3 separate regions of the Homo sapiens genome follow, and all the other regions are linked to region 2. The links are chromatin loops, found by intact Hi-C in ENCODE. Cell type or tissue: endothelial cell of umbilical vein. All regions are shown on one strand. Each heading gives the region's core, and the rest is flanking DNA. Links, peaks and the distances in the headings are about the cores only. Region 1 holds the start of ZSCAN16 (zinc finger and SCAN domain containing 16). Region 2 holds the start of ZSCAN12 (zinc finger and SCAN domain containing 12). Region 3 holds the start of TRT-CGT1-1 (tRNA-Thr (anticodon CGT) 1-1).

Region 1 (10,115 bases), core at 2,171-7,170, 270 kb after region 2:
GAAGGCTTTTCCACACTCATCACATTTATAGGGCTTCTCTCCCGTGTGAGTTCTCCTGTGTTTACTAAGGTCTGAGCTATGACTGAAACTTTTCCCACATTCATCACATTTATATCGTCTTCTTTCCCTCTGTTGCCATTCTGATCTGCCCTCATTTTCAATAATATCTTTGGACTTAGGATGCTGAGGAGTATCTTTGTTCAGTCTGTCATTTATCTCCCCAAGGAATTCCTTGTCTTTGGGCATATCTTCCTTCTGGAACAACTCTTCATTCTTAGTCCTAGTTTTATCACCTGTAACAAACAAACAGTACACAAACGGGTCCTATTCTATGTTTGAGAAGCAAACAGCCTATGGAAGAAAGAACATGTAAATGTTATAAATGTGTTATAAAATAATGAGAAGTCACATACAACACACATATCAAATATTTGGTACCATCTTATTTTTGGTATCATCATAGCACAGAGTCACAATGTAAGGAAGAAATTAAGAATTAAGGAAGATATCAGCAGAACAAGTTGTTTGAGAGTAGATTAAGAGAAGAAAAGGCAAAAATAGAGCTCAAGAGATAAGTTAGCAATACTATGTAAGGGAAGACGGATAAATGAGGGGACTATAGATATGCCAAGGATAATTAGAGAGACTGGAGAACAGAGATGGGGAGGGAGGTAAAAGTTTGGGAGAAACATGCAGGGGCCTGAAACATAGGTGGCAAGTAAAATCAAGTAAAAGTGAATGGAGAGGATAATAGGATTTGGGGTCTGAGAGGAATATAGTGAATAGGAACCATCCAAGGAGGGGAGTGTGTTTGAAGGATAATAATTAGCTGGAAGCAGGAAGCATGACAACATGCAGGTCAGAGTAAATAGAGGAATGAAAAGGAATAGGAAATGACAATGGATAGTCAGTGTATATGCTGGGTAAAATATTTTTTCCTGAAACTGATGTCCTTGCTGTCATCACCTCCTGTCTAAATCCTAGCTCGGTGGTTTCTAACCTTATTGTGCATCAGAATCAGCTGGATCGTTTATTAAAACACACATTGCTGATTTTCCCTCCTACAGACGACTCCTTATCAGAATCAAACTCAGAGCAGTTGCTATTCTTAGAATGTTATTCTCTGATGCTATTTTTTTTCACCGTTTCTTTGCCTAAAATGTCACCCCCTTTCAGCTCCCACCTGACCTTCTCAGCTCAAGCAAGCCTACTCTGTGATATTTTTGCAGGTGCACCTCAGGGATAGCTATCCTCTTTGTAGTTCACGGTGTATCTCTAGTATGGTAATTATTACACTATTGTAAGTGCTCACTCTCCTGCTTCTTGAAGAGAAGTAATGTAAGTGTCTAACCTTTGGATTCCTTACATTTAGTATAGTGTCTGGCATATAGCTGCTATTTAGTAAATACTCAGTGAAAGATGAATGAATCAAAAGACAGGTTGAGCCAGGCACAGTGGCTCATGCTTATAATCCTAGCACTTTGGGAAGCTAAGGTGGAAAGATCACTTGAGCCCAGGAGTTTGAGACAAGCCTGGGAAACATAGTGAGACCTCTCCTCTAAAAAAAATAAAATAAAATAAAAATAAAAAAGAACAGATAGGAGGTTCTTAACGTCACTTCTAAAGCCAAACAGTAACCAGCACTCCACTCCTAGAGTTAAAGCACTGAAAGGCTTCTTTACATTACATATAATTAAATGTCATCCTTTCCAGATAGCAGCTAGGAACATCTTAGCTCAAAATAATTTTTCAGATTAGACAAATCATCTGGTAGGGATCCTACAGGATGGGATATTGGTAAAACTTAAGTAGTAAGAATACAAAATAGGCTAGAGTATAAGGAACTACCCGGAGAGGCATTATTAGACATGGGAGCCTCTAGAGAAAGGGTGGTGAGCACTGAAAAAGGTAGGGTTTGGATAAACTGGAATTTAAAATTCACCAGCTTTTTAATGTAGCCTGGGGATACACTAGACACCCTAGTTTGTAATTAGGGAGCTGGGATGGGGGATAAAACCCAATTAATTTGACATGCAGATAAAAACAAGAAACTTTGCTGTATTGACTGATCATTGTCTCTCTTCCCTACTTCTTTCATCATGGGAATGTGTTATAGATTGACTTGTCTTCCTCCACAAATTCATACATTGAAGCCCTAACCCCTTTCAAACATTACTGTATATGACGATAGGGCTTTAATGAAGTAATTAAGGTTGAATAAGGTCATAAGGGTAGGACCCTAATCCAATAGTACTAGTGTCCTTACAAGAGGAAGAGACACCAGGAGTGTGTGTGTACAGAGAAAGGCCATGTGAAGACACAGCAAGAGGTCTGCAAGCCAAGGAGAGTAGCCTTACTAGTAACTAACCCTGTAAGCATATTCATCTTGGACTTCCAGCCTCCAGAACTGTGAGAAAATAAATTTCTGTTAAGCCACCCATAAGTCCATGGTATTCTGTATGACAGGCCTCGCTGACTAATACAGAGTGCCATAAGTTCTCCTGTCTCAAAATGGAAATTTAGGGGGATTTGGAACAAGAATCATTAGATAACAACAGAATTATAAGGATATTAAATAAACTCCATCCTCATCCCTTGGGCCAAATAGCAGCTTTTTTGTCTAGTGAGAAACTAAAATATAACTCCATCATGGAGCAAGGGTAAGAGGAGGATAAAATTGTCCATAGTGAGGTGGAGGACAAGCAGGAAATCTTTAAAAGGAGAAGATGAAAGTGAGAAAGTTTTCCTCTAACCTAAGGAAGTACCTCTACCCTCATACACTCAGAACTGTTCCTGCTTACCATTCCTTTGTGGTTTCCCAGCTTCCTGCTCCAGCTGGGTCTTTTTGGGATGGAGCTGGACAGTCAGTGATTCATATGGCCTTCCCAAGGGGGCCAACTTGTCCATGAGTATGTCCCGTCTTTCTGAATTGCCTGGGACCTAGGGAAAATGAGGTGTGTAAGGTGAATTTTATGGAAACTTAAGTAACTTCAGATAAAACAATCAAATGAAACATCTTCCAGGGACATAGAAAGGGGGGACAAATTCTCATTTCATTGTAAATGGCAATAATGGCTAGGAGAAGGAACAGAGGCTAATCTCTACAATTCAGGACACTAGAGAGTAAAATTCAACGTCTCTTCTTTCATTGATCTGCAGAAGTCCAGGATCAGAGCACTGGGATTTGGAAGGTAGCTTAAAAATCATCTAGCCCAACTTCCAGCAAATGGGAGCATTTCTTCTATAACCATGCTATCCGATATGGTAGTCACTAGCAAAATGTGGTTACTGAGTACTTAAAATATGGCTAGTACAAATGAGATAAGCTAAATGTAAGATACATACCAAATTTTGAAAATTTAAAGCACAGATATCTAAAATACCTCATTAAAAATATTGATTACATGATTAAATATTGTGGGCTAAATAAAATATATATTTCACCTTTTTTTTTAATGTGGCTACTAGAAAATTTAAATACATATACAGCTTGCATTATATTTCTGTTGGACAGTCCTATTCTGCAATATCCTTGACATCTACTTGAATCTCCGCTTGAATACCTATATGGAAAGGGAGTTTCTTATGGGGTAGCCTATTTTATTTATGGGTATCTATGAATGGCAGAAAATTATTTCTTTTCCTCTGATACCTGATTGCCTTTTGGTAACTTCCCACTGATCCTAGCCTTCCAAACAGGCATAGAATCAGTCTAGTGACTCTCCTCTCTTTACCCAGCCACACTTTAATTATTTGACATAGGTAGTCAGGTCCCTTCCTATGCCTTGTTCTTTAGAGGATAAATATTTTCAGATGTTCTTTCATATGCCTTTTGCTTTGGCTCCATCCATATCCCCTGATCACTCACAGCCAGATGACTGCCCCTTCACACCTGCTTTCCAGGTTCATCAAGCTCTCTCTCCAGATCCTCCAGTACCGTCACTGCCTCCTCTCCAGTCTCTGGATGGTGTGCACGCACCCATGCTTGCAGGTCTTTAGGAAGAATGCTCAGGAACTGTTCTAGCACCAGCAGGTCTAAAATCTGCTCCTTGGTGTGGCATTCTGGCCTCAGCCACTGACGGCAGAGCTCCCACAGCTGGGTAAGAGCTTCACGGGGTCCAGGTGCATCCTGATAGCAGAGCTTCCTGAAGTGTTGTCTATAGAGTTCCCTCCTGTGAGGACTGCACTTTTGTGAGCTGGAATCCTGTCCCCAGTAATGGTCCTCTGCCTTAATTATCAGAAGTCCTTTTTGGTCCTCAGGTTCCAGGGCTGTGGTCATTCTGGGCTTTGCCAGGAGATTTATCCTCTATCTGGGATTGAGTCAAAGAGAATCTCTTAGAATCCTGCCTCAGAGACACTCCTAAGGCATAAAAAGTTGTTACCATAGAGAAATTACAAAAATTTCTGTGAACATAAACACATCATAATGAAGCCAAGCCACCAGAAGTCAATCAGAGAAAACAGTCTTATAGGAAGCTGAAACAAAACAAAACAAAACAAAACAAAAAACAGTGACGCAGGGATATGATTTGAATCTGTGCTCTATTGTGTAACTTAGAGGAAGTTATTTATCTGGACTAGAACTACAGATCCTCAGGTACAATTCTCATGTGTGTTACAGGGTTGATATACAGATTACATGAGAACGTATGCAACGTCCCTGGCATGGCAGCGGGCACTAGTAAGCACTAAATAAACGCCAAGTATTATTAACGGCTTTGTTAAAAGGCTCTTCATTCTGTTACCATGAGATGCACGGGCCAGCTTGTGCCCCCAGGATTCACTGGTTATAGGATATGTGTGCCAACCCTGGAAGGGGATCAGACAGATGCCTCTGCAGAGGAACCCGCAACCAGTGTCCCCCTTCCACCCATCCTCTCCCGGAAGGCTGGGCCAAATCCTCTCCTGTAGATCTGTTGGGGGGCGGAGGGAGGGACAGGAGTGTTACACTCTGCCCGCGACAGGGAGGTGTGGGGAGGGTGTTGCTGCTGACCACAGCTGCGTCTTGTCCCCTTTTCTCCACCTGGGAGCCGGGAGACACTCACCTTACGCGCAGGGAGGAACAGGTGCAACAGCTAGCGTCCTTTGGACAGCCCCGAACAAAGACTAGACTCAAAGACACCAATCGGCGCCCGGCCGCTTCAGCCGGGCACTTCCGGGCCGCTCTAGGAAGCTTCGCCTCTGTGGCAGCTTGAGTGCTTGCCTCCTCGGCCCTAGCCAGTGGAGGACCCGGCTTTTACGCCTCGTATTGATGGGATTGCGGGATCTGCGAGCAAGTCTTATTTGTACTTCTTTAAAACGTTTTTCGGTTTAATTATTGAGTAATATGGATAAGTAATGCATTCACATACATTTATTAAAAAGAGTAAATGTCCCCCAGCGTCTAGTTTGACAATATTTTTCGTGACTTGTATATCCTTCCGTAGATATATTACACCGTTATAGATTGTCCGCGCTTTTTCCCCTCTGCACAAATAGTAGCACTTCTGTACCTTTCTTATTTTTCTTTTTACCAGGTGGTCTTGGTAAAGGCTGTACATAAGTGTTTCCTTGATCTTGCTCTTTTTTAAACAACTGCACGGTATTCAACTGTGTATTATGTTCTATAATTTGTTAATAAGTACCCCATTGGTGGTCATGAGGTTGTTTCCAATTCTTCTTTTTCAAACATTGCTGCAATAACTTACTGTGAACTCACATCATTTTTCATGTGTAAGGATATATCCATAGTCTGTATGTCTAGAAAGGGAATTACTACAGCATAGAATAGGGAAATTTGTACTTTTGTTAATGCCAAATCACCAATCATAGGATCTACTAGCAGTATTCTTATTTACCTATACTTGTCAACACAGTGTTATAAAATATTTTGATCTTTGCCAAATTGATGGGTGAAAAATGCTCTTAGTTTTTTACTCCCTCTTCTCCTTTCTTACACAAATATTGATTTATCTACTATGCCAGGCACTATTGTGGAAGCTGGAACTAATTTTGAGCAAAACAATGCCCTTCCTTTCATGGAATTTATAATCTTGTGTGTGTGTGTATGTGTGTGTGTGTGTGTGTGTGTGCTGGGGAGGCAGGCAATAAACCAAAAAATATACATAGTGTATAGAGAGTGGATATCAGTTCTAAGGAGAAAATAAAGGAAATAGGGAATTTGGGGTGAGAATGAAGTGATGCAATTTAAATAGGATATTCATGGAGGACCTGACTAGGAAATTGACATTTGAGCAAAGATTGAGGGAGCTGAGGGAATGGGCCATCAGGGATAAAGATGTTTCAGGGAGAGGGATAACAAATGCAAAAGCCTGGAGTGGAGTGTGTTTTAAGTATTTTGGGCAAAGGAAGGGTGCTTGTTTTTCTGGAGCTGAGTGAGCAAAAGAGCGTTGGGTGGAGAGATAGTGAGAGCCTTGGGTGAGTGCAAGGGTATTTTTACTCTAAAATGATAAAATGATAAGCTACTCAGTTTATTTTCTTTTCTCTTTTCTTTCCTTTTCCTTTGTTTTAGGAGATGGGTCTCACTCTGTCACCCAGACTGGAGTGCAGTGAGTGGTGCGATCATAGCTTACTGCAGCCTGAAACTCCTGGGCTCAAGTGATCTTCTCGCCTCAGCCTCCTGAGTAGCTGGAGCTACAGGTGTGAGCTACCCAGCATGGCTCATTTGAGATTTCTGAGTAGAGAAGTAACATGATTAAACTTGGGTATTGAGATTATTATTTTGGCTGCTATGTTAACAGTAGACTTGAATGTGAAGGGGTTGGGCAAGGGCAGAAGCAGGGAGACAGGTTGGAAAGTTGGAGTGGGAAGGGCCTTTTTAAGAATAACACAAACCCCTAAAGACATAAAACTGAAAAGGCCATGGAGGAAAAGATAAATGAAACTGGCCTTGTAAAATTGAAATATTTGAATGAAAAAAGTAAAAATAAAATATAAACTAAAAGTAAAATATGCCACACATCTAAAAGACACAGCTGATTTTCCTGATATACAAAGACCTTTTATCTTACCAAAAAATAAAAATATGAACAAGCCAATAGAAAAATAGACAAAGTACTTAACCTGCATGCATTTATTGTCAGGCCTCTGACAATATGATACTAAGCCATCATAGCCCCTGTGACCGCCACGTATACATCCAGATGACCTGGAGCAACTGAAGAACCACAAAAGATGGCATTCCACCATTGAGATTTGTTCCTGCCCCACCCCAACTAATCAATCGACCTTGTGACATTCCCCCTGCCCCCGACAGTGAGTCTCATGATCTCCCCACCCAGCACCTTGGCACCTTGTGACCCCCGCCCCTGCCCACAAGAGATAACCACCTTTAACTGTAATTTTCCACTACCTACCCAAATCCTATAAAACTGCCCCACCCCTATCTCCCTTTGCTGACTCTCTTTTTGGACTCAGCCCACTTGCACCCAAGTGAAATAAACAGCCTTGTTGCTCACACAAAGCCTGTTGGTGGACTCTCTTCACACAGACTCACTTGACATTTATAGAACACAAAATTAAGAATAGTGAATATGAAAAGGTTCACTAATAAGAATTTAAACAAAACAAGAAAGATTTTTAAGATTGCTAAAGACAAACGATTTATAATATTCAGTGTTAGGAGGTGTGTGGATATACAGGCATACTTAGTTTTACATTTTTAGAAGGTAAGACTTATTTAGAAGGTAAGAAGTTGTCCATACCCCTTGATTCAACAACTTAGCTTCTTGGAATTATCCATATAGAAATGCTTACATAAATGTTTGAACGTATGTACAAAGAAGCACTATTTATTTAAATTGGGAAACTTGAATGCCTAACATTTGGAATTTAAATTTTTATATGTCTATTCATTAAAATACCACCCAGTTTTTAGAAACTAAGAGATGCTAAAGGTATATTGAGTAAAATAAAAAGTTACAAAAGATATGGTATGATTGTTTTTGTGAAAATTATTATCTTAAAAATGTTGGCCGGGCAAGGTGGCTCACACCTGTAATCCTAGCACTTTGGGAGGCCGAGGCAGGCGGATCACGAGGTCAAGAGATCGAGACCATCCTGGCCAACACGGTGAAAGCCCATCTGTACTAAAAATACAAAAATTAGCTGGGCATGGTGGCATGTGCCTGTTAGTCCCAGCTACTTAGGAGGCTGAGGCAGGAGAATCACTTGAACCCAGGAGGTAGAAGTTGCAGTGAGCCGAGATCATGCCACTGCACTCCAGCCTGGCGACAGAGTGAGACTCTGTCTTAAAAAAAAAAAAAAAATTCACTATGAGTATCAGTTGGGGGTAAACTTAAGGAGAACCTGCATTTTATACATTATATATTTCTGGAACATTTCAATTTCTTATGAAGATTTGCTACTGGTATAAATGGGAAAAGATAATTGTTCTTAAAACCCTATTTATTCTCCACAACCTATAAAAAAATTTTCCTGTTTGGAGAATTTCATCAATATCTATTTTCCTCCTCTGAAATTCTTTGCCTGACAAGTCAAAGATAAGTAATGCATTCACATAAATTTATTAGAAAGAATAAATGTCCCCAGCATCTAGTTTGACAATATTTTTTTGTGAAATGTATATCCTTCCATAGATATATATACCTTTTGTAGATACATACCTTTCATCTTAAAGGAATTATGCCTTGTAAAAGGGTATAATTCCTTTAATATGAAAATCAGATTCAACTTCTGTGTGCTTTTTAAGGGCAAATATAAGTGAGCAAATAAATTTGTGTGGATTATTTAGAAAGTGTAGATATAAATAATTTTCAAATATGCTTTAGAACACTCTCCCACTCTGGGAAGAAAATTTTAGAAAAAGGATAACCCCTGCATTTCTTTCCATTAGAAGTACATGATCAAAAGACAAAGTCCCTTTTTCCCTTGACTGTGACATAACATGTCCCTCATAGGCAACTGAACAGATAAAAAATCCAGACGATGCTTAGTAATTTCCTGCTTCCCCTTTAGTGCACAGTGTATTATCAGTATGTTTTGCCCTCTTTATTTAATATCTTGCTGAATTAAATTATCTCATCAGGTTTTTAAGCACAAGCCCAGCCTGCTTTCTGGATGACACCTGCCACAGGTCATCCTTCCTGAATTTCCTAAATAGCCCAGAATATTCTTCAAGCATGCCCCTGGCTCATCATCCAACTTCAGAGAATCAACTGGCTAGCACCTTGGAGCACCTGCTGTGGTAACGTGAGTGGCTGAACACCAGACAAAAGGAGGCTCCCAATCACTGTTGCAGATCTTGTTAAAATCCTGGCTCTATCCTCAGCTTAGGTGTATTCTTCTTGTACTAGGATAAAGCCTCTCTGACCTCTTCATTAAGGCCTAAGTATACAGTATGGTATATGACAAGCAGGACCTTCCTCTCCTCCCCCTGTATCTTCCCAAACTACAAAAACAGAAAGCCCCCAACCTTCTCACCCCTGCCTCACACAAATCCCCACAGTGGACTGTTTAAAAAATAACAGTACTTGGTAGATATATATTCTCACTTGCTTTCATTATAGAAAAAAGAAAGAAAATAAATGAACTAAACATCCAACTCAAGGAATTACAAAAAGGAGAAAGCCTCCTCTGCCCCCAAGGAAAAAGTTGGAAAAAAATAAAAGTAAAAGCAGAATAAAATGGATTAGAAAATAGAAAAATAGTGACATTAATAAATAAATACAAAAATGTTTGTTAACAAGCCCATAAAAGCAACAAGCCTATGGTAAATCCAATTGAGAGAAAACATTTAAACATTATAAATCACAAATAGCAGATGAAGAGGAAAGTAGCCTGCTAACATTTTTGAAAATCTCAATGAGATTAGTGATTTTCTGGGAAAAAATATTAGTTCCAAAATTCATTTAAGAAGTAGAAAAATCTAAATAAACCAACCCTACCCTAAAGACAATAATTGAAGAAGTTATGAAAGAGTAATCTCTAGACTCAGATAATTCTGTAGCATTTTAATTTTTCAAAAGCATTTACATGTGTATGATGAATTCTTTCTAACTTTTCCATTTGGAATATACAGAAATTGGAAGAAAAAGGGGGAAATCACTCTATTTTCATCACCTAAATACAGTTGAGTTTGTTGTCATTTTCTTTCA
Region 2 (10,115 bases), core at 2,566-7,565:
ATCAGACAAAGGGCTAATATCCAGAATCTACAAAGAACTTAAACAAATTTACAAGAAAAAATCAAACGACCCCATCAAAAAGTGGGCAAAGGATAGGAACAGACATTTTTCAAAAGAAGACATTTATGCAGACAACAGACAAATGAAAAAATGCTCATCATCACTGGTCATCAGAGAAATGCAAATCAAAACCACCATGAGATGCCATCTCACACCAATTAGAATGGCAATCATTAAAATGTCAGGAAACAACAGGTGCTGGAGAGGATGTGGAGAAATAGGAACACTTTTACACTGTTGGTGGGAGTGTAAACTAGTTCAACCATTGTGGAAGACAGTGTGGCGATTCCTCAAGGATCTAGAACTACAAATACCATTTGACCCAGTGATCCCATTACTGGGTATATACCCAAAGGATTATAAATCATGCTACTATAAAGACACATGCACACGTATGTTTATTGTAGCACTATTCACAATAGCAAAGACTTGGAACCAACCCAAATGTCCATCAGTGATAGACTAGATAAAGAAAATGTGGCACATATATACCATGGAATACTATGCAGCCATAAAAAAGGATGAGTTCATGTCCTTTGTAGTGACATGGATGAAGCAGGAAACCATCATTCTGAGCAAACTATGGCAAGGACAGAAAATCAAACACCACATGTTCTCACTCATAGGTGGGAACTGAACAACGAGAACACTTGGACACAGGGCGGGGTACATCACACACCGGGGCCTGTCGTGGGGTGGGGGGATAGGGGAAAGCATTAGGAGAAATACCTAATGTAAATGATGAATTAGTGGGTGCAGCAAACCAACATGGCACATGTATACATATGTAACAAACCTGCACGTTGTGCACATGTACCCTAGAACTTAAAGTATAATAAAAAATAAATAAATAATAAAAAAAGATAAAAAAGAAATTGTTAACTATAGCCTATAAAAAATTACCTTATACTGTATACATAATAATTTCCATAAAAATTGGAGCTATACCTGGCCTAAAATTTAGTGCAAGTCCTCAACATCAAGCTTTTTCCTAACTGGAAATTTAAATATCAACTACAAATTGAAAATTGCATGTTGACTATGTCATTGAAACGAAGGAAAGTTAATATTCTTAGGAAATAGTCTAATCAAACTGTTACAATCTGGTAAACATCTGATCTTGTTATCTATTGCTGCATAAATAGTTACTCCAAAACAGTGGACAAAAACACACCATCATGTTTTGGGCCAGGAATTTGGGGAGGACTTAGCTGAGAAATTCTTCTGTTTCATGTGGTGTCAACTAAGATCACATGCTGGTATTCATCTGGCAGTATAATTTGTCTGGAAAATCCAAGACAGCTTCACTGCCATGCCAAGTGCCTTGGCAGGGACAGCCAGAAAAGTGGGCTTAGCCGGGCTGATCTTCTCCATGTGGTCTCAGAGCTTCTTTATGTGGTCTCGGAGACACACAAAGCTCACTTTGGGGTCATCTTTTTGGCATCTTGAAGGATTCTTGCAACTCAGTCACTGGAAAGCAGGGTTGGCAGACTTCTTCCATGGTGGCTCAGGACTTCAAGAGCAATTGTTCTAAAAGACAAAAAGTGAAAGCTGCTGCTCTCCAAAGGCTCAGGCCAGAAACCACAGCATCACTTTTGCAGTATTTTATTGGTCAAATTAATGATTAACCCCACTCAGATTCAAGGGAAAGTGACATAGACCCCACATCTTGATGAGAAATGCCAAATAATTTGTAGTCATCTTTAATTTTCCACAATACCTTTATCCACCTCAGATTTAAAGTCTGAAGGAAAAATAAGCCTTTTTTTGAAATCTTTTCCCAAATAACTTTTTTCTCAATTGTCTCCATCCCCTTTCAACCTCACTAAATAAACCTGGCACAATTATGAGCTAATCAAGTTTATACATGCTTTCATTTTCACAAAGTAACAAAGTGAGCTTCCAATATTACAGTTTTACCTTTTCTCTTAGTCTTTGAGTCCTAGATCTCAACATCTGCTTTTTTTCCCTTTTAAGTGCAGTTAGAAGGCTTATCAATATATCACAGGAAGCTTTCTCCTTTTTAAATGTTAGAGTTATTTTGTTAGTAAAATGGCCAAAAAGTGTTAGTAATAATGTTAGACAAAAATTGTTTAAAATAAAGGTATTCTGGAGATCCATTTTGTCTGCTCTTTGTCTCTATATCCTTGTGTTTCTCTAGTGTCAAAAGACGGAGATTGGTTTTACTCGGAGTTCTGTCTTAAGCTCTCTTTGTGCTTAGATGCTCTTTTCTTCTGGCTACATTGCATCTGTGACAAAAAGTTGACTGTTTCACCTAGGTCCCTGGGAACTATGCCAAGTCAATCATCCTTGGTGCAAGCTGACTTTTTAAGTGAGACTTTCATATCAGCTTCTTACAGTAAGTCATGCCAAGTGGAACTTGGAAAACAACTGCATTGCAAAAATCCTTCAAGATGCCTGGAAAAGGACCCCAAAGTGAGCTTGAGGGACACTTCCAGGTTGAATTCAAGTTGTTGTCCAATAATTTCTCTGTCTGTTGTTTTCTGAGATGTTCTACGGCTTCAGGTGAGATTTGAGCCCTGGCACGGTGTGAGGAGGGATCTCTCTCTCCCTTCTCCGCAGACGCCCTGAAAGAAGAATCTATAGGGCTGGCAGTAGGGGGCAAAGGGCACTCCAGAAATCTGTCCTAGGCTGTTTTTTAGCACCACACACTTCATGAGATATCTTAATCATTTTAACCATTACTGAAAGGTGGAAGGCTCCAAAATATGGATCTCAAGCTAACTCTCTTCTCATGACTCCTAGACCCACAAATCCCTAAACCAATCCATTAACAAATAGCAACATCTACAGTGTAATGCTTCCTAGGATTTCGAACTTAACATGGCCAAGCTGTGCTCATAAATTTCTTCTCAAAATGCTACTTGTCATTTAGTGTCCCCTGTCTTGGTGGAGGGACCACCATCCTCTGACGATACCAGGCTTTTTTTTTTTTTTTTTTTGGTTCTCTTATCCCCCACATAATCAATGATGAAGCCCTGATCCATTTTTCCTCCTGAGAATTTCTCAATTTCATCCCCTCATATTTGGCATTTTAAAAATCAGGCCTCTCCTGATCTCATTTAATCTTGTGTGTGTGTCACTTCATATTTTTGTCAAAGTATCTTTGAGATGGATTTCTAGAAGTGGTATTGCAGGAACAAAGGGTAAACTTACATATATAATTTTGCTGTATAGTATTATCTTTCATACCTATGGGTTGTACCATTTTGCATTCCCACTAGAATGTTAAGAGTTTCTCCTTCCTCATGAGTAGAGCATGCTGTCAAACTTTTGTACCATTGCCAATCTGATGACTAACGGTGCCTCAGTCAGCATAGTTTTTAATTTGTATGTTCATATTTTGAGTGAAGTTGAACATATTTACAGATGTTTGAGGGCTGCTAGCATTTCTTATTCTGTCAACTATTTATTTCTTTTGGCCATTTTCTCTATTGGGTTATTGGTTATTCTCAACTTTTAGGAGCTCTTTAGGTATTTGGAAAACTAGCCCTTGCCTGTGATATGTTGCAAGCCTTTTTCTTTCCTTATTTTTTTTTGACAAGCAATACATTTTATTTTCATGTAGCCAGATTTATTATTTTTATGGGTTTTAGATTTTGAGTCATATGGTTAGATAATGTTTCCCTATTCCCACGTGTTAGAATTATTATTCATGTTTTCTTCTAATACATGTATAGGTGGATTTTTTATATTTAGATCTCAGATCCATTTAGAATTTATCTCTATTGTGATGTGTGGTGGGAAATACAAATCCAGTTTTACCTTTGCCAAACGGTTATCATCCCAGCACAACTTCTAAGTTCTTCATTTCCCTGTTGATATGTGGTGTCACCTTCATCATTTACTCAATATCCTTACATACCTGGATCCATTTCTGGTCTATTCTTTCTCTCTGTTAATACACTAAAATTATATGGGTATGTTCCAGTATCTGATAAGGTTGACCCTCACCATTTTTCTTTTTCATGGGTTTCCTGGCTATTCTTATTTCCCCACATGAATTTTATAATCAGTTTATCTAATTCCAGAACAATATTTGTTGATATTTTTGTTGGAATACTACAGTTGCATACGTATTTAGGGAGGACTGACCTCTTTGAGTCTTTCCAAGAACCTCATATCGCTTTCTGTTTGTTTAAATGTATACTTGGCCTTTTAGGAATGTTTTAAAGCTTTCCCCATAGAAGTTTTGTTCATTTCTTGTTAAGTTTATTCCTAGTTTCACTTTTTTGCTGCTCTTGTAAATATGGTCTTCTCTTCCATTATATCTCGTAACTCGTTATCATTGATTATTCACATATATGAAGGTCGTTGATTTTAGTGTGTTAACTTTATATCTTGCTATTTTACTAAATTATCCTTTTTTTATAGTTTTTCCATTGAACCGGGTTTTCTGACATATAATCATACATCAGCACATAAAAGAGAACATCAAAAGAATCGTGGATGGCGAAAGAGCCGGCAGAAACCAGCCGGCTGGCCCTTGAGAAGTCTGTGTGGAAGAAGTCCCTTCGCCACCGCTAAGCGCGGATTTGGGAAGGTCCCCCGGAGAACATCCCTTTGAGGCATCTCTAACCTCAGAGACACAGAATCCCAAAGTGAATGGAGACGCAAGGGATTTCCCTGTCTTAAGATCAGTTCTACAAGCCTCGACCACCCATCGGGTCGGGGGAAGTGTGGACAATGGCTGGGTAAAGAAGAGGAGAAGATAAACCCGTTCCATTTACCAGCGGGCCTGAAAGCCATCAACCTTCCTCTCACGTAGACGCGCGGAAACACTACCGAGTTGAAAGCCCCTTTCGCTCCCTTCCTAGAGCGGCCGCGGAAGTGCGCCCCGCGCGGGCTGGTTCTTAGACCCCCCGTGGCCGCTTCCGGCCTTTGTGGGTCACTTTTGATGGGTTCCGGGTCCCAAAAGGGTTCGAGGCCTCTTGCCTTCGCTCCGTAGGAGGGAGTTCTCTTCTGGCCCTGGGGGCCGCAGGTGAGCGATGTTGTGCTCTGTACGCTGCGAGCAGGTGGGCGGGAGATTGCTGTATTCCAGCTGCTGGGCCCCTCAGGCCCTGGCCGGTGCAGAGTGGACCCCGGTCCTCCCAAACCCAGGCGGATCCGCGGGAAGCTCTCCCTCCCCAAAGTGCGTTGGGACATTAGGATGAGGGTTTGGCTCCCAGTCTCTGCAGCAATTCCAGGCTGTAAGGCCCATACCTTCCGCGTTTGCTTCGGGCTGTGTATCCTTGGGTTCAGCGCTTACCGACATTTCTGGACAGTGGTGGGTCACAGACGCTCGCCGGCGTCCTAGGGACCCTTTCCTGGGCCTTCCTCACTTCAGATTATAATCACAGACCACGAGGTTAGAGGGAAGCCTTAAAGAGTAACCTCTTCAGCCTTCTCACTTTATAAATGAAGAATGAGGAGCAGAAAGATTAAGTCCCTGAAGAAATAAATTTACATGACTGTAGCTTTTGTGATTTCATGGTTTCCACCAGACATCTGGACATTCAAAAGATAAAAGTAACTAATCAAGGATGTCCTAACCTTTTGTTATTATTATTTACTTGATCTAAATGTTAGTTTTATTCCATTTGTCTTTCATTTAGGACCAAATGAGAATAAGTTTACCAACAAGTCTTACTCTTAAGTCCTGAAACAACTTGGCACCTTTCCTCAGTCTTTCTCTTTAAATTAGTCTAATCTTTTTTTTTTTTTTTGAGACGGAGTCTCGCTCTGTCGCCCAGGCTGGAGTGCAGTGGCGCGATCTCGGCTCACTGCAAGCTCCGCCTCCCGGGTTCACGCCATTCCCCTGCCTCAGCCTCCTGAGTAGCTGGGACTACAGGCGCCCGCCGTCACGCCCGGCTAATTTTTTTTTTTTTTTTTTTTTTGTATTTTTAGTAGAGACGGGGTTTCACCATGTTAGCCAGGATGGTCTCGATCTCCTGACCTCGTGATCCGCCCGACTCGGCCTCCCAAAGTGCTGGGATTACAGGCGTGAGCCACTGTGCCCGGCCTAAATCGGTCTAATCTTAAGTCTTTTCTATCAGAGTATTTTTCTGAGTAAGTATTGTACATTAATCCGGAGGTCAGATTTCAAAGGTCATAGTTAAGTTCTCAGAATTTGCAGTTTTACTTTATGGTGGAGTTTGTATTAATAATGATGGCTTATTCTTCAGGACTGTCCAGGAATACAGTTTCCAGGTGAGATCTTACTTGAAACACCGGTAGTTCTAGCACAGCTAAAATGGCATCTACTTGGGCTATCCAGGCCCACATGGACCAGGATGAACCTTTGGAAGTAAAGATAGAGGAAGAGAAATATACCACCAGACAGGATTGGGACCTGCGTAAAAACAACACCCATAGCAGAGAGGTCTTCCGTCAGTACTTCAGACAGTTCTGCTACCAGGAGACATCTGGTCCCCGTGAGGCTTTGAGCCGACTCCGAGAACTTTGCCATCAGTGGCTGAGGCCAGAGACCCACACCAAAGAACAGATTCTGGAGCTGCTGGTGCTGGAGCAGTTCCTGACCATCCTACCTGAGGAGCTCCAGGCCTGGGTGCAGGAGCAGCATCCAGAGAGTGGGGAGGAGGTGGTGACTGTGCTGGAGGATTTAGAGAGAGAACTGGATGAACCAGGAGAGCAGGTGAGAAAAAAGATGTGACTTCTGCTTGAGAAAACATAAATTGTGGATTTCTAGGCCAGAGTGAAGAACAGCCATTTTTTCACAAAGCATGTTTTTGACAGTTTGGTGCATCAGAAAGGGGCATGAGTTTCACGGAAAGTTGGCTAATGTGGTCCCAACTTATTTATAACTTTTCTGTGGAAGGATTTTATATTTCTCTATTAAGCTACAAAATTCTGTTTGATAAACATGCTGCTCATCTTAGAAAACTTCTAAGACAAGAGAAAGTATCAAAGAGATGACAGTAGCAGGATGGGAAGCAGTCTCTTGGAGGGGCATCACTCTGTTGCACAATACAAATAATTAAGAATTAAGGTTTTGCAGATATATCCATTGCTCTGACTCCATTACAGGGTTTTAAAATGAAGACATTAACTATTTCAGGGGAATGAGATGTGGGAGTACAATGGAAAGTTAGTGAGGAGAGCAGGGTGGGGAATCTGTGTTTCTTTGAGTAGCAGAAAGCCCAGTTAGGTTGGAAAGGTGAATTCCAAATAGCAGAGTTGAGATAGTGTCCAGGACCTTGAATCTCAACCTCTGGAATTGAGATTTTATTCTGTAGGACAGATGCCCCTAACCTTTTCTCCTTGAGTCTAAATGAGCTTTACTAATTGTAAGATGTAAAAGAGAACCAAATTATGTAGAACGTTTTTGTTTTGTTTTTAATACTAAAATGAGACAGTGGTTCTCAACCAGTGCCAATTTTGTGCACCAGAGGGCATTTGGCAATGTCTTGGGACATTTTTGGTTGTTATAACTTGGGGAGGTGCTGCTAGTATCTAGTGGATCACTCGGGGAGGTGCTGCTAGTATCTAGTGGGTAGAGAGGGCAAGGCTAATGCTAAACCTCTTAAAACACACAGGACAGCCCCAGACAACAAAGTCAGTAGAGCCAATGCTAGGAACATGTCAGTAGAGCCAATGCTGGGAAACCCCGGTATAAAGAGTTTGAAACTTAGGGAAATAATGAAACAGAAGTATAATCTAGCACTGTGATACAAAATGCAATAGAGAGGGTAGGAACATGTGGCAAAAATATCTAAGTTTGAAATAGGATCATGAGGCCAGGCACGGTGACTCATGCCTGTAATCCTAGCGCTTGGGAGGCCAAGGGAGGTGGATCACCTGAGGTCAGGAGTTCAACGCCAGCCTGGGCAACATGGTGAAACCCCGTCTCTACTAAAAATACAAAAGTCAGCCGGGTGTGGCAGGACATGCCTGTAATCCCAGGTACTTGGTAGGCTGAAGCAGGAGAATCACTTGAACCTAGGAGGCAGAGGTTGCAGTGAGCCGAGATTGTGCCACTGTACCCCAGCCTGGGCAACAGAGTGAGACTCCGTTTAAAAAACAAAACAAACAAACAAACAGAAAAAAGAAATAGGATCGTGAAAGTGTGATTACCAAGGATGAGGCATGTCTTAGGTAAGAACTGTTTGGAAGTGATGACAGATTAGCTCTATTAAATAAAGAAGGAAGAACCAATGGAGAACTCTTTACAGAGCAATGTATTCTAAGCTAAACACTAGGGATTTTAAGCTTGAAAGACTAGTATAATGGAGACACTCCTAACAAAGTTAAAGACTGCAGGAAACAATTAAGCACATATTTACCGAATGTCTGTTTGGACTAGGTACTGTTTTAGGCACTGTGAATGCAACAGCGAACAAAACACAGGGGTTGCTGCTCTCATGTAGGTTCTGGTCCACTGAGACAGATAGTAAATTAAAAATCAACAAACCAGCCTGGGCAACATAGTGAGACCCCCATCTCTATAAAAAATACAAAAATTAGCCAGGCAGGTGTGTGTAGTCCTAGCTACTTGAGAGGCTAAAGTGGGAGGATTGCTTGAGCCCAGGAGATCGAGGCTGCAGTGAACCACGATCATACCACTGCACTCCAGCCTGGGCGACACAGTGAGACCCTATCTCCAAAAAAAAAAAAAAAAATCAACAAACACCTACAAGATGTAGGTGGTAATAAATTCTGTTCAAACAACAACAACAATAAAAGCAGAGAAAAGGAATAGTGAAATAAGTGGGGATTGTGCTGTTTTCTGTAGACTTGTCAGAGAAGGTTTTTCAGATAGGTGACATTTACAGGAGAAATCTGAATGAAAAGAGCAAGCCATAAGCTATCAGGGATAACAGCATTCAGGCAGAGGGTCTTAAAGTGAGAATGTACTTATCATGGTGGAGATGTGGTTGTCAAGGAGGAGATGAAATAAAATGCTTATAAGATTATATTATGTCAGAACTTGTAGGCCATTATAAGAATTTCGAATTGTATTCTGAGATGGAAAGTCATTGGAGAATTTTGAACAGAAGCGAGATATAATCTGACTTGAATTTTAAAATAGTCACTCTGGCTACTGTGAGAAAGTTCCACAATGGGGCTGGGGTAGCCATAGGAGTAAAAGGTAGAGGCAACGAAACCATTTTAGGAGCAATAATAATAAGCAATAATCCAGGCAAGAGATATTGGTGACTTGGACTAGAATAGTAGCAGTGGGAGTGGTAAAATGTGATTGGATTCTGGATATATTTTGGAGCTAGAGCTTGACAGGGTTTGTTTTTATATAGAATGTGGAATATGAGAGAAAGTAAGTTAAGGATTATGCCGAAGTATTTGGTCTGAACATCAGATAGAGTGGATTTGTCATTCATAGAGATGGTAAAGACTGGGAGAGAAGTGGGTTTGGGGTGGAAAGACAGGAATCAAAACTTAGGGTTTGGGCCAGGCACGGTGGCTCAAGCCTGCAATCCTAGCACTTTGGGAGGCCAATGTGGGCAGATCACCTGAGGTCAGGAGTTCAAGACCAGCCTGGCCAACATGATGAAAGCCTGTCTCTACTAAAAATACAAAAATTAGCTGGGTGTGGTGGCAGGCACCTATAATCCCAGCTACTCAGGAGGCTGAGGCAGGAGAATCGCTTGAACCCAGGAGTCGGAAGTTGCAGTGAACCAAGATCTTGCCACTGCACTCCAGCCTGGACGACAGAGTGAGACTCTGCCTCAAAAAAACAAAAAAAACAGGGTTTGGACATGTTAATTTTGAGATTCCTATTAGAATCCAAGCAGAAAAGTTGAGCAAACAACTAGATATAATAAACTGGAATTCAGTGGAAGGGTCTGTGCTAGAACTACAGAATTGGGGCTTTTCAGAATACGCATAGTATTTAAAGCCACGAGATAGGATGAGATCATGAAGGGAGTAATGAGCAGTAGAAACAGAGTAGCTAGGGAGGTACAAAGAATGGGATTCTTAGATGCAGACAAAAGTAATTTGGTTTTAAATGTGCTGAATTTGTATTGCCAACCAGTTCTTTCTCTGAAAGCACTGCAGGGGCATATAATGGAGTTTAC
Region 3 (10,115 bases), core at 3,298-8,297, 89 kb before region 2:
AAGGGACAGAAAACAGTATTCATGTGGGGGATGAAAAGCTTGTCTCAGGATTTTGAGGTGCTGTGGGGATTATGGTTCAACTCTGCTCTTGACAGTCCAAACTAATCAGGTCAATTTCCACAATTCCCTTCATGCAAAAAAAAATAAATTTGGCATAATATATGCCATCATTTATGATTATTTCTCATAAGTATTTTGGCAAATTTAAGTATCTCTTTATGCCAAACTTGATTCAGATTTTTTAATGTGTGCATCAAAACATCAGATTTGTATCTCTCTGTTTAGAATAAAAGCTTCTCGAGAGACAAAACAAATATTAAATTAAAAATAGAACTTTACATTTGGCATATTTGACTCACTAAGAGTTTAACTGAATAGCAAAAACTCTCAATTCCATCAAATTATGTTTTCACAACAGCAGGTTCTGCTTAGAATATCATACTAATTGCCATGGCTAGTTAGGGAAGGATCACTATTTGAATCTAAACAGCAGTTACATCATATTCACCTGATGAAAAAAATGCATGAGGGGACAAAGAGAGTCATCTACAGTAATCACACAGTTTTCACTTTAACAGACTAGGTTGTGGTGCTACTCAAAAAGAAAAGCAATAATAGGAGGAACTTGATGAGTCCACGGTGTCTATGAGATACTAAGGTGGAAATGTCTTGTAGGCAGTTGGCTATAATCATATGGCATTCTAAAAAGTTTTATGCAAGATATTTGGAAGTTATCAGTATTCCAAATATGCAAGATATTTGGAAGTATTTTGAAAGGTTCAAAGATATGAGTGTGTGGAATATTCCTTTGAATACCATCTCAGAAAAAAGGGCAACCAAATATGGAACCTAGAAAACATCAACATTAAAAGATTGAATCTTCTACTTGCACTAGATTTTCAAGTTGGGAACATTTTACTCATGCCTCTGGGAAGTTCTTGGCTAGAATCAGAGATTCCAGTGCCACAATTTCTCCACAGAGCTACACATTTGCTATATTCAATATCTCAACTGTAATTTTCACTATGACCACATAAACCAGTGGAAGATTAAGTATCTCTTAATTAGGGTCATTGGCTTTTAAAATGCTGTGAAAATAAAAAAACTAGTCTCTCTGAGCTCTTTGTTTCCTGCATATACCTTGTCACACTGCCTCCCCACAGCTTGCTACTTACCCACAGGCTTGGAAACAATCAGGAAGTTTGAAAATAAAGAACAGACAAAAATATCAGGCAAACTCACAAAAAGAAAGGACTCAAGGATTTAAAATCATGTGAGGTGGGATTTTGGACAACACTCATTAAATAAAACAAAGAAGGGTACTGCAAAATGCTAAAAATTACAGTTTAAGTGGAGGTAAAGATTTTTGGTTTTTTTGATATTCATGCTCAAAATAAAGCAGCAACTTTCATTCAGCAGAAATTCAGTGGAGACACAAGTAGAAAGGCAGAGACAATTTAGTAATTGACTTCAATTTATTGCTCTAAGTTCAAGAAATATCAGTGGACAAAGAAATAAGTAATATTATAAAAGACAAATAAGAATAAAACATTGACCTGATAGATATCATAAAATTCTTTATAGAGAAAACACAATTTTTAAATTGCCCAAAGAAATTAAAGAATTGACTATACAATGATCTAATAAGAAAATATCAAAATACTTTTTAATTTAGAAAATTAATACTGTGCTAGAAAATAGAGATAGAAATCAGCATCAAAATATAATCAGAAAAGTATAAAATGTTATACTTAATGTCAAATGCTTCTAAAAATATCTTTGCTCAAAGAGAAAATCAAAACTAAAATTACAGGCCAGGTATAATAGAATGTCAATAAGACAACATATATCATTACTGTGGAATGCTACAAAAGCAGGTCAGAGGGGAACATTTGTAACTTAAGTGCATTTTTTAAGTAAATGAGAAAGACTTTAAATGACTGAAATGCTGGTGAGTATTTCTCTTCAGAAGCAAGTAAAAGACCAACAAAACATACCAAATGAAAGCAGAAGAAAGGAATCAACAGAGAAAATCTGTTTACATGCTAGGAGAGCTAAGAAAGTTTTTTTTGTAAATAAAACTGAAATACAAATCTGTGGAATGTCTAAGGGAAAATATAAACTTAGAATTCAAAATTAGTGAAGAAGACACATTTACAAATAGAGATGAGATGTGTATCTCAAATAAAAAGCATTTTTTTACAACTTTCTACCTCTGTATCTGATAATCCCTGATAATCTAAGCATAGTGAATGAGATAGGATTTAGGACAATATAAATTACCAATATTGATGTGATAATAATAAATAACATTGATTGAAGGCTTGCATGGCCCAGGCATCATACTAGAATTTTAAAAGCAGTAAGTCATTTAATATTCAGTATCATTATCTCTCAACAAATAAGCAACTGAGAATCAGAGGCACTATATGACACACTCAAATGACACATCCTCACAGAATAATAACCACGGTAATAGATGAAGAGGCTGTCAAAAGTCTCTTTCCATTTCTAAGCCCCATGAAAAGGCCCCATTCTCTTAGGCCAAGTGCTGTCAAATTGTCAAGGATCAGGTAACTCTTCTGGGTTGAAAAGTTTCAGGGCATAAGAAGTGGAAAACTGCCTAATCCATTCATTAAGGTTACCAAAACCTGACATAAATAGAACCCAAAGTAAAAACAAAACAAATCAAATGAGAACAATCAAATTCATACATCCAAAGATCAACATATCAAATAAAATGTTAATAAGTGTACGGACCAGCCCCACAGGGTCAGTGGGTCTCTCCCTGTGTGCAGCGACGAGAAAGTGTAGAAATAAAGACGCAAGACAGATAAAAGAAAAGACAGCTGGGCCCGGAGGACCACTACCACCAATGCGCGGAGACCGGTAGTGGCCCCGAATGTCTGGCTGCGCTGTTACTTATTGGATACAAGGCAGAAGGGGCAGGGTAAAGAATGTGAGTCATCTCCAATGATAGGTAAGGTCACGTGGGTCACGTGTCCACTGGACAGGGGGCCCTTCCCTGCCTGGCAGCTGAGGCAAAGAGGGAGAGGAGACAGAGAGAAAGACAGCTTACGCCATTATTTCTGCATATCAGGGACTATTAGTACTTTCACTAATTTACTTCTGCTATCTAGAAGGCAGAGCCAGGTGTACAGGATGGAACATGAAGGCGGACTAGGAGTGTGACCACTGAAGCACAGCATCACAGGGAGACGGTTAGGCCTCCGGATAACTGCGGGCGAGCCTGACTAATGTCAGGCCCTCCACAAGAAGTGGAAGAGCAGAGTCTTCTCTAAACTCCCCCGGGGAGAGGGAGACTCCCTTTTCCGGTCTGCTAAGCAGCCGGTGTTTTTTCTTGACACTGAGGCTTCTGCTAGACCACCGTCCGCTCGGCAACGGGCGTCTTCCCAGACGCTGGCGTTACCGCTAGACCAAGGAGCCCTTCTGCTGGCCCTGTCCGGGCATAACAGAAGGCTCGCACTCTTGTCTTCTGGTCACACCTCACTATGTTCCCTCAACTCCTATCTCTGTAAGGCCTGGTTTTTCCTAGGCTATGATTATAGAGCGAGGATTATTATAATATTGGAATAAAAAGTAATTGCTACAAACTAATGATTAATGATTTTCATATATAATCATATCTAAGATCTATATTTGGTATAACTATTCTTGTTTTATATTTTATTATACTGGAACAGCTCGTGTCCTCTGTCTCTTGCCTCGGTGCCTGGGTGGCTTGCCGCCCACAAATAAGTAGAATCTGGCTAGTGTGTGTAAGAATAACAAATTCAACAGAACCAAACAAAATTCACTCCAATAATTCCATTTTATTTTAAGTATCAAAACTCATTATTTAACAAATACCACATAGTGGTTTCATGACTTCTGTGGCTAAACAGGCTAGAACCTCCACACCCCAAGAGATTAGAGCCTTCATCCAGCGCTTTGGACTGCTTAGCCACTTTGCCTCCACGAAAAGCAATTATTTTAGAACGTTGTGTATATTACCTTCTCTATTCCCTTTTAACATACACTCATCAGGAATTTCATGTCCTCCAAACTGGCAAAAGTAGAGTTAAAATTGTGTGCACAGACCGTCTCAAAGATTCCCACCTGCCAAACATCCATCCTGATTATCTACCCTGTTATGAGTCCTCCCAGATATTGAGAAAAGACAGAATTCTTTTCGGGACGTTCATTGCCCCTCTCTCCAGCCAACCAGGACCCAGGAGACCCGAGTTTCGGTCCCAGCGCTGTCTTTTATGTTACCCGGGTGTGAAGCAGGAGGTAGCCTTTACACCTGGGAGAATAAAATCCATTCGCTTCTAGAAAAATCAGTCATCGAGAAAACGCTTGAAAACCCCCATGGACGACCTGGCTCTGGGACTGAAACGGCGCTTAGTTGACGTCTCATTTTTGCCGGCTGCGTTTAGGAGTAGGCAGCAGAGAGTTATTTTTAATGTGCACAACCAGAAAACAGAGGACGTCCCCATCCCCAGCCCCAGCCTCCCATCTACCCACCTAGGATTCGAGTGCCTGCTTTTTAATAAAGTCCTTACTATGAAAGACGTGGAAAGAAACGTCTGTACAGACAGATCTACTTTTTGCTCAATGTGTTCAGGGCCTTAATTCCCAAAGTCCAGGACGGGAATCCTTTTGCGTTATGCGTGTCTTCGCATACTACCGGGCCCAGAGAGGCTGTGTCCTGCCCTCTCCAACCCCACGAAAGCGTTCTGGGCGGGTCCCGGGTCTCCCCTCCCCAGTCCCAACCTCCTTGTCCCTCAACCCTCAGTCGTCTCAGTCCCCGCCTGCCCTGGGTGCCCTGGGCCCCGCAGACGCACCTGAATTCCCCCGGCCCTACGTAGGGCCTGCTCCTGGACGCGGAGCCGAAATCGGTTCAAAGCCTGCGGGCGGGGCTCCTTGCAGGTCCCCGAAAGAATGAGAACCGGGACCCCCCCCCCCACCACCGGGACGTGGAAGGACGGGTTACAGAGGAGAACGCGTTATCTCCTCTGGGAGGCGATTTTCAGAACTTACTGCGGGAAAAAAAAAAAAAAAAGAAAAGAAAAAAGAAAGAACCCCCCCCCCCAAAAAAAAAACAAGCCCAAGAGGAGCAGAAGAAAACAAAGGGTGGGAGAAAACTGGGACAAATTACTTTTTCTTGGTCAGTCTTCAAGTGTCGACCAAACTCCTTGAGGCCAAAGCAGTGGAGTCCTGCTCCCCGCCCCTCCCCCACCTCCGCACCCCTCCTGAGAGGCCCCACGTGACACAGAACTTTACTGGCCTCTTGAAAATGACATCACAAGACCTTAAGAAGAGCTAAACGGGCTGCCACCTGTAGCTGAAGAGTGCCTTAACGCCGAGGCCCACGGCTCCATGCGAGAGATGCCTGTTCCTTCTCTGATAAATTTGGCAGCTTCACGTACCCTAAGTGAGTGACTTTCAAGATTCAAAGGTTTTTTAAAATTATGTATAGATATATTCCTTTTAATCGTCTTCACGTATTGTATAGCTTTCTGTAATGCTCTTTCTTGGATTAATAGAAAAATCCTTTGACACTGTAGACTGCCGAATACGTTTCCCCGTGTATTCGTATGTCTTCAAAAGATACTGAGGAAATGAAGTGTTTCTCGAGTTGACATATTTTTTGAAGACAGCAGATAACTAACTAAACTCATTTTGTCAAAGTAAAATGAGATAGATTCACCTCTAAAGAGTGCTTCCGCGTGGCTCTATGGCTTAGTTGGTTAAAGCGCCTGTCTCGTAAACAGGAGATCCTGGGTTCGACTCCCAGTGGGGCCTGATGTTTTCCAGAGAAAATCAGCTGTTTCTGAAAATTGTTTTCTTGACGAAGAACTGCGTCCTCCCACTAATTGCCAAACATTCTCACCAAACTTAACAGCAGTAGAACACAACTGGATAAATCCCAAGTTGTTTAACTGCATCCTGCTCAGATTCCTTACTTTTAAAAAGTAAATTTTTAGGAGGAAGACAATGCAAATGCAAAAAGTGCGAAAGAATAATGCATGTGACCCACCTCAATCAATTTCGTATGTCTTGCTTTAAACTGTGGTAAAATGTTTTTGAGCACTTACAATGTGTTACAGTTTAAAGCATGTAGATAACTGTTGTAGGCATGCAGATAAATAAAATCTCTCTAGATTCTAAAAATCTCCAGCTCTATAATTGAATTCATAAGATAAGAAATTAATGAACAACAAACCCATTAGTAGCTACAAACAAAAATTAGGACATTTGCAGGGGCATGCTTGCCTTTTTTTTTTTTTTTTTTGAGATGGAATCTCGCTCTGTCACCCAGGCTCCAGTGCAGTAGCGATTCTCATGCCTCAGCCTCCAGAATTGCTGGGATTACAGGTGTGCACCACCACGCCCAGCTAATTTTTGTATTTTCATTAGAGACAGGGTTTCACCATGTTGGCCCGGCTGGTCTCCAATTCCTGCCTCAAGTGATCCGCCTGCCTCAGCCTCCCAAAGTGCTGGGATTACAGGTGTGAGCCACCGCGCTTGGCCTGTTTTTTTACTTTTTAATGAGAAATATTCACAATGTGGCTACTATGTTACTCTAAGTATCATAAGTAGCAACGTAAAACATTGGAAAATTGTCCCTATGTTTGGACCTCACTGCTGTTCATTTTGATTGGGACCTTGTTGAACTAGGTCACATCGGCTGTATTCAAACCTCAGCTGCTACATTTGATGGCTAAGGGACCTTTAGCAAATTGCTCTAGCTCCATGGGCATCACTTTCTTCACATGTGGAATGGAAATAGTAATAAGCCTACCTAATATAGTTGATGGGAGAGCTTGTTGAGTAAGTATACAAAATATTTTAGAAGGATATTTGGCACCTAAACAAGCAATAAAGTTCACTATATTGTTGCTTTTTATAATTTTTCTTATTTATTGAACAATTAGGGACAAGTGTTTAATCCTTTTACTCTGAAACTGCCTTTGCAAACCTATGACAGTAGCATAAATCTGACATGGCTGTGGCTGACTCCATCTTGCTTCTAGCCTCATGGGCTGGCTGTCTTCTCTCATTTCTGGGCATGGACCAAGTTAACTGTGGAGTCCTAATTGGGAAAAGGAGTCAGACTGGCGGGACCAAGGGAAAGCAAGAACAGAAAGCAGATAAGCTATAAGTCTGCCTTTCTTCATGGTCCAGGACACATAGCCCTCTTGTACAAACAACTCACAATCTTCCTGTGCTCAACTATCACCACACACCTGCAAGGCAGTTCATTTCAACTTTGGCATTATCAGTACTGCACAAAGCCCTCTTCAGTTTACAGCATAAACCCTATTCTGTAAAGTCTCCAGCAAGCCTTTGTTTCTTTGCAGTCAGCTTCTCTCATGCTGATTTAGCCATTGCTTTCTTGCAACCTATTTTCATACTTTCTCTAATAAATCTGCCTTTCTAGGGTCTTTGCAGAAGTAATCAAGTTATGATGAGGTCATTCTGGATTAGGGTGGGGCATAATCCAGTGACTGGGATCTTTACTCGAAGAGAGGGAGGTTTGGACACAGAGACACAGACATAGTGGGAAGACGGCCCTGTGAAGATGGAGGCAGAGATTGCAGTTACTGGCCACAAGCCAAGGAGTGAGACTGCCATTGCAAAATTATAACTGAGAAAATTATTACAGTAAAAGAGATCTGACCTAACTGACTCCATCTTGCTTCTAACCTCCAAGCTGTCCTTGTTCATTCCTGGGTGTAAGCTGCAGTAACTTTGGGAGGAACTTAGTTTATAGTTTAACTTTGAAACAGGATGATAACAGCCCTTTCCCAAAGCAAACCCCCTTCCTGCCTAGGGACTAGACTGCTTTTGTAGGACTAACAAATTAGCCACAAGATTAGAAATTATGGTTTAGGAGTCATGCGGCTGGAGGCTACAAGATTCTGACACTCCCCAAATTGCTACTGGGGATAACATCACTATTCTATTGTAAACCCTACACTCAATGGATCAGCTGTACCACCCAGGTCAGTAAACTGGCTCATCTGATCTTGTGGCCCCACCTAGGAACTGACTCAGCACAAGAAGACAGCTTCAACTCACTATGCTTTCATCTCTGACCCAACCAATCAGCACTCCCAACTCACTAAACCCTACCCACCAAATTATCCTTAAAAACCCCAATCCCCATGTTTTGGGGGAGACTGATTTAAGGAATAATAAAACTCCAGTCTCCTGTACTCCTCTGCATGAATTAAACTCTTTCTCTATTGCAGTTCCCCTGTCTTGATAAGTTGGTTGTGTCTAGGCAGCAGGCAAGGGGAACCTGTTAGGTGGTTACAGGAACACCAAGGATCTCTGGCAATCATCACAGTTGAAAGAGGCAAGGAAGGGTTCTTCCCAAGAGCTTTTAAAGGAGCATGACGCTGTCCACATCTTGATTTTAGACTTCTGGCTTCCAGAACTGTGAGAAAGTAATTTCCTATCACTTTAAGCCACCCAGTTTGTGGTAATTTGTTATGACAACCCTAGGAAACTAACACAAAACATTAAAACAAAATTAGTGATTTATACTAGCAAGTAAATGAAATCTATTATTTTTCCTAAATAACAGATGACATCTGGGATATTCACACCTCAACTTAAAATTACAAACCTAGGGTATTCCACTTCTTTAGTTGTTTTACAGTAGCACAGAATCTTGGAAACCCTCTCAATTCTTTTTCTTCTTCCTAGTTTGTTTTTTACAGGCCACTACACCTGAAACAGCCATTGCAAAATTATGACAGTAAGAGAAATCTGGCATGCTGACTTCATCTTGTTCCCAGCCTCACTGGTTGGTTGTCTTTGCTCATTCCTGGGCATGGGCCAAACTAATTTTTGGAGAAATTTAGTTTATAATTTAAATGGTAATACCCCTTCCCAAAGACTAAACTGTTCTTATAAAACTAATGAAAGGCCACCAAGTTAGAGGATGAGAAGGGTCTGAATTCTAAATAACTACCAGCCATTATTCTGGAGGTAATATGATTTGCAACTTCCCCAATTACTCTTGCAGATAACATCACTATTGCACAACCTACAATATGGTGATGTCTTTTCAGGTTTTTGCATTTCTGACAACCACGTGTCCTCACCTGGACCCGCCAACCCATCCTGTGGCCTCCACCCAGGAACTGACTCAGCATGAGAGGACAGCCTCAATTCCCCATGATTTCATCTCCAACCCAACCAATCAGCTTGCCCCCTACCCTGGTCCCCTGCCCACCAAACTGTCTTTGAAAAACCCATAACCTCCATGCCTTCAGGGAGATAATTTGAGTACTAACGCCATCTCCCATGGGGCATGGCCGACCTCGTGTCTATTAAACTCTTTCTTTACTGCAATGTTGTGGTCTTTCTGGGTGCAGTGGACAGGAAGGACTCCTTGGGAAGTTACACACCTATCCCCACAATGGTGTAACTCTGTGAAGTTGTCCCATGAATCGCCCTTGGCTGTTTGGAGACATCTAGTAGATTACACCACCATTCCATTCCCAGCAGCTAATAACTGACGGATGGGGGAAGGAGTATAAAAGTCAAGTCCCTTGACTCAGTGACCACTCTGCTATGCAATTTATATTCCAGAGCCCCTGTCTCATGGGTCAGGCCAAAGCTAGACTTTATGTGAGACCACATCTTTGTTTTGTTACTTGTTCTTCCCCATCCAGAGGATCATTTCCTCAATAAATCACATACTCATTAAGGCACATCCTTTGTCTTGGGGTATGCTTTAGAGAGTCTGACTTTGCTTCCCAGGCTGGAGTGCAGTGGTGTGATCTCAGCTCACAGCAACCTCCACCCCCCAGCCTCAAGCGATCCTCCCACCTCAGCCTCCCAAGTAACTGGGGACTATAGACGCAGGACACCATGTCCAGCCAACAAGTCCGGCCTAAAAAGACTTTCAAAGTAAATTTCTGGCCAGGCATAGTGGCTCACGCCTGTAATCCCAGCACTTTGGGAGGCCGAGGCGGGCGGATCACGAGGTCAGGAGATCGAGACCATCCCGGCTAAAACGGTGAAACCCCGTCTCTACTAAAAATACAAAAAATTAGCCGGGCGTAGTGGCGGGCGCCTGTAGTCCCAGCTAC

What was found. A loop is a pair of places that touch in the nucleus more often than their neighbours do. Peaks named below come from ENCODE experiments on the same cell type or tissue, not always from the same donor. Only the 100,000 strongest peaks of a DNase experiment are listed, where the experiment ranks them.
Region 1: a loop joins it to region 2, with 7 times the contacts of the local background. A loop is called at or near these places in 19 of 110 quality-filtered maps.
Region 3: it touches region 2 in a loop (2.0-fold over the local background); 6 of 110 quality-filtered maps call a loop at or near these places.

What each region holds. Positions count from the first base shown.
Region 1 is chr6:28,119,608-28,129,722 of GRCh38, reverse strand. It overlaps ZSCAN16 (zinc finger and SCAN domain containing 16), which reads right to left and starts at 5,114. Exons shown (of 4, transcript NM_025231.3): 1 at 5,046-5,114; 2 at 3,893-4,310; 3 at 2,802-2,940; 4 at 1-293. The coding sequence starts at 4,279. It overlaps ZSCAN16-AS1 (ZSCAN16 antisense RNA 1), which reads left to right. Exons shown (of 2, transcript NR_103456.1): 2 at 6,512-7,928. RefSeq lists an enhancer at 4,969-5,470. In endothelial cell of umbilical vein, for the core only: no CTCF peak of the experiment used is centred there; a DNase peak (open chromatin) is centred at 5,172; H3K4me3 peaks cover 1,068 bases; H3K27ac peaks cover 989 bases.
Region 2 is chr6:28,394,604-28,404,718 of GRCh38, reverse strand. It overlaps ZSCAN12 (zinc finger and SCAN domain containing 12), which reads left to right and starts at 4,972. Exons shown (of 4, transcript NM_001163391.2): 1 at 4,972-5,062; 2 at 6,246-6,715. The coding sequence starts at 6,314. It overlaps LOC105374998 (a long non-coding RNA gene), which reads right to left and starts at 4,900. Exons shown (of 2, transcript XR_926659.2): 1 at 4,812-4,900; 2 at 436-1,590. RefSeq lists an enhancer at 4,589-4,838 and a silencer at 5,850-5,919. In endothelial cell of umbilical vein, for the core only: a CTCF peak has its summit at 4,927; DNase peaks (open chromatin) are centred at 4,898 and 5,618; H3K4me3 peaks cover 1,301 bases; H3K27ac peaks cover 1,069 bases; H3K27me3 peaks cover 378 bases.
Region 3 is chr6:28,484,686-28,494,800 of GRCh38, reverse strand. It overlaps TRT-CGT1-1 (tRNA-Thr (anticodon CGT) 1-1), which reads left to right and starts at 5,735; the gene lies at 5,735-5,808. LOC124901294 (a long non-coding RNA gene) reads left to right here and starts at 5,311. Exons shown (of 2, transcript XR_007059537.1): 1 at 5,311-5,437; 2 at 9,090-9,372. It overlaps LOC124901295 (a long non-coding RNA gene), which reads right to left and starts at 5,071. Exons shown (of 2, transcript XR_007059538.1): 1 at 4,848-5,071; 2 at 3,814-4,429. In endothelial cell of umbilical vein, for the core only: no CTCF peak of the experiment used is centred there; DNase peaks (open chromatin) are centred at 4,750, 5,370 and 5,700; H3K4me3 peaks cover 1,562 bases; H3K27me3 peaks cover 482 bases.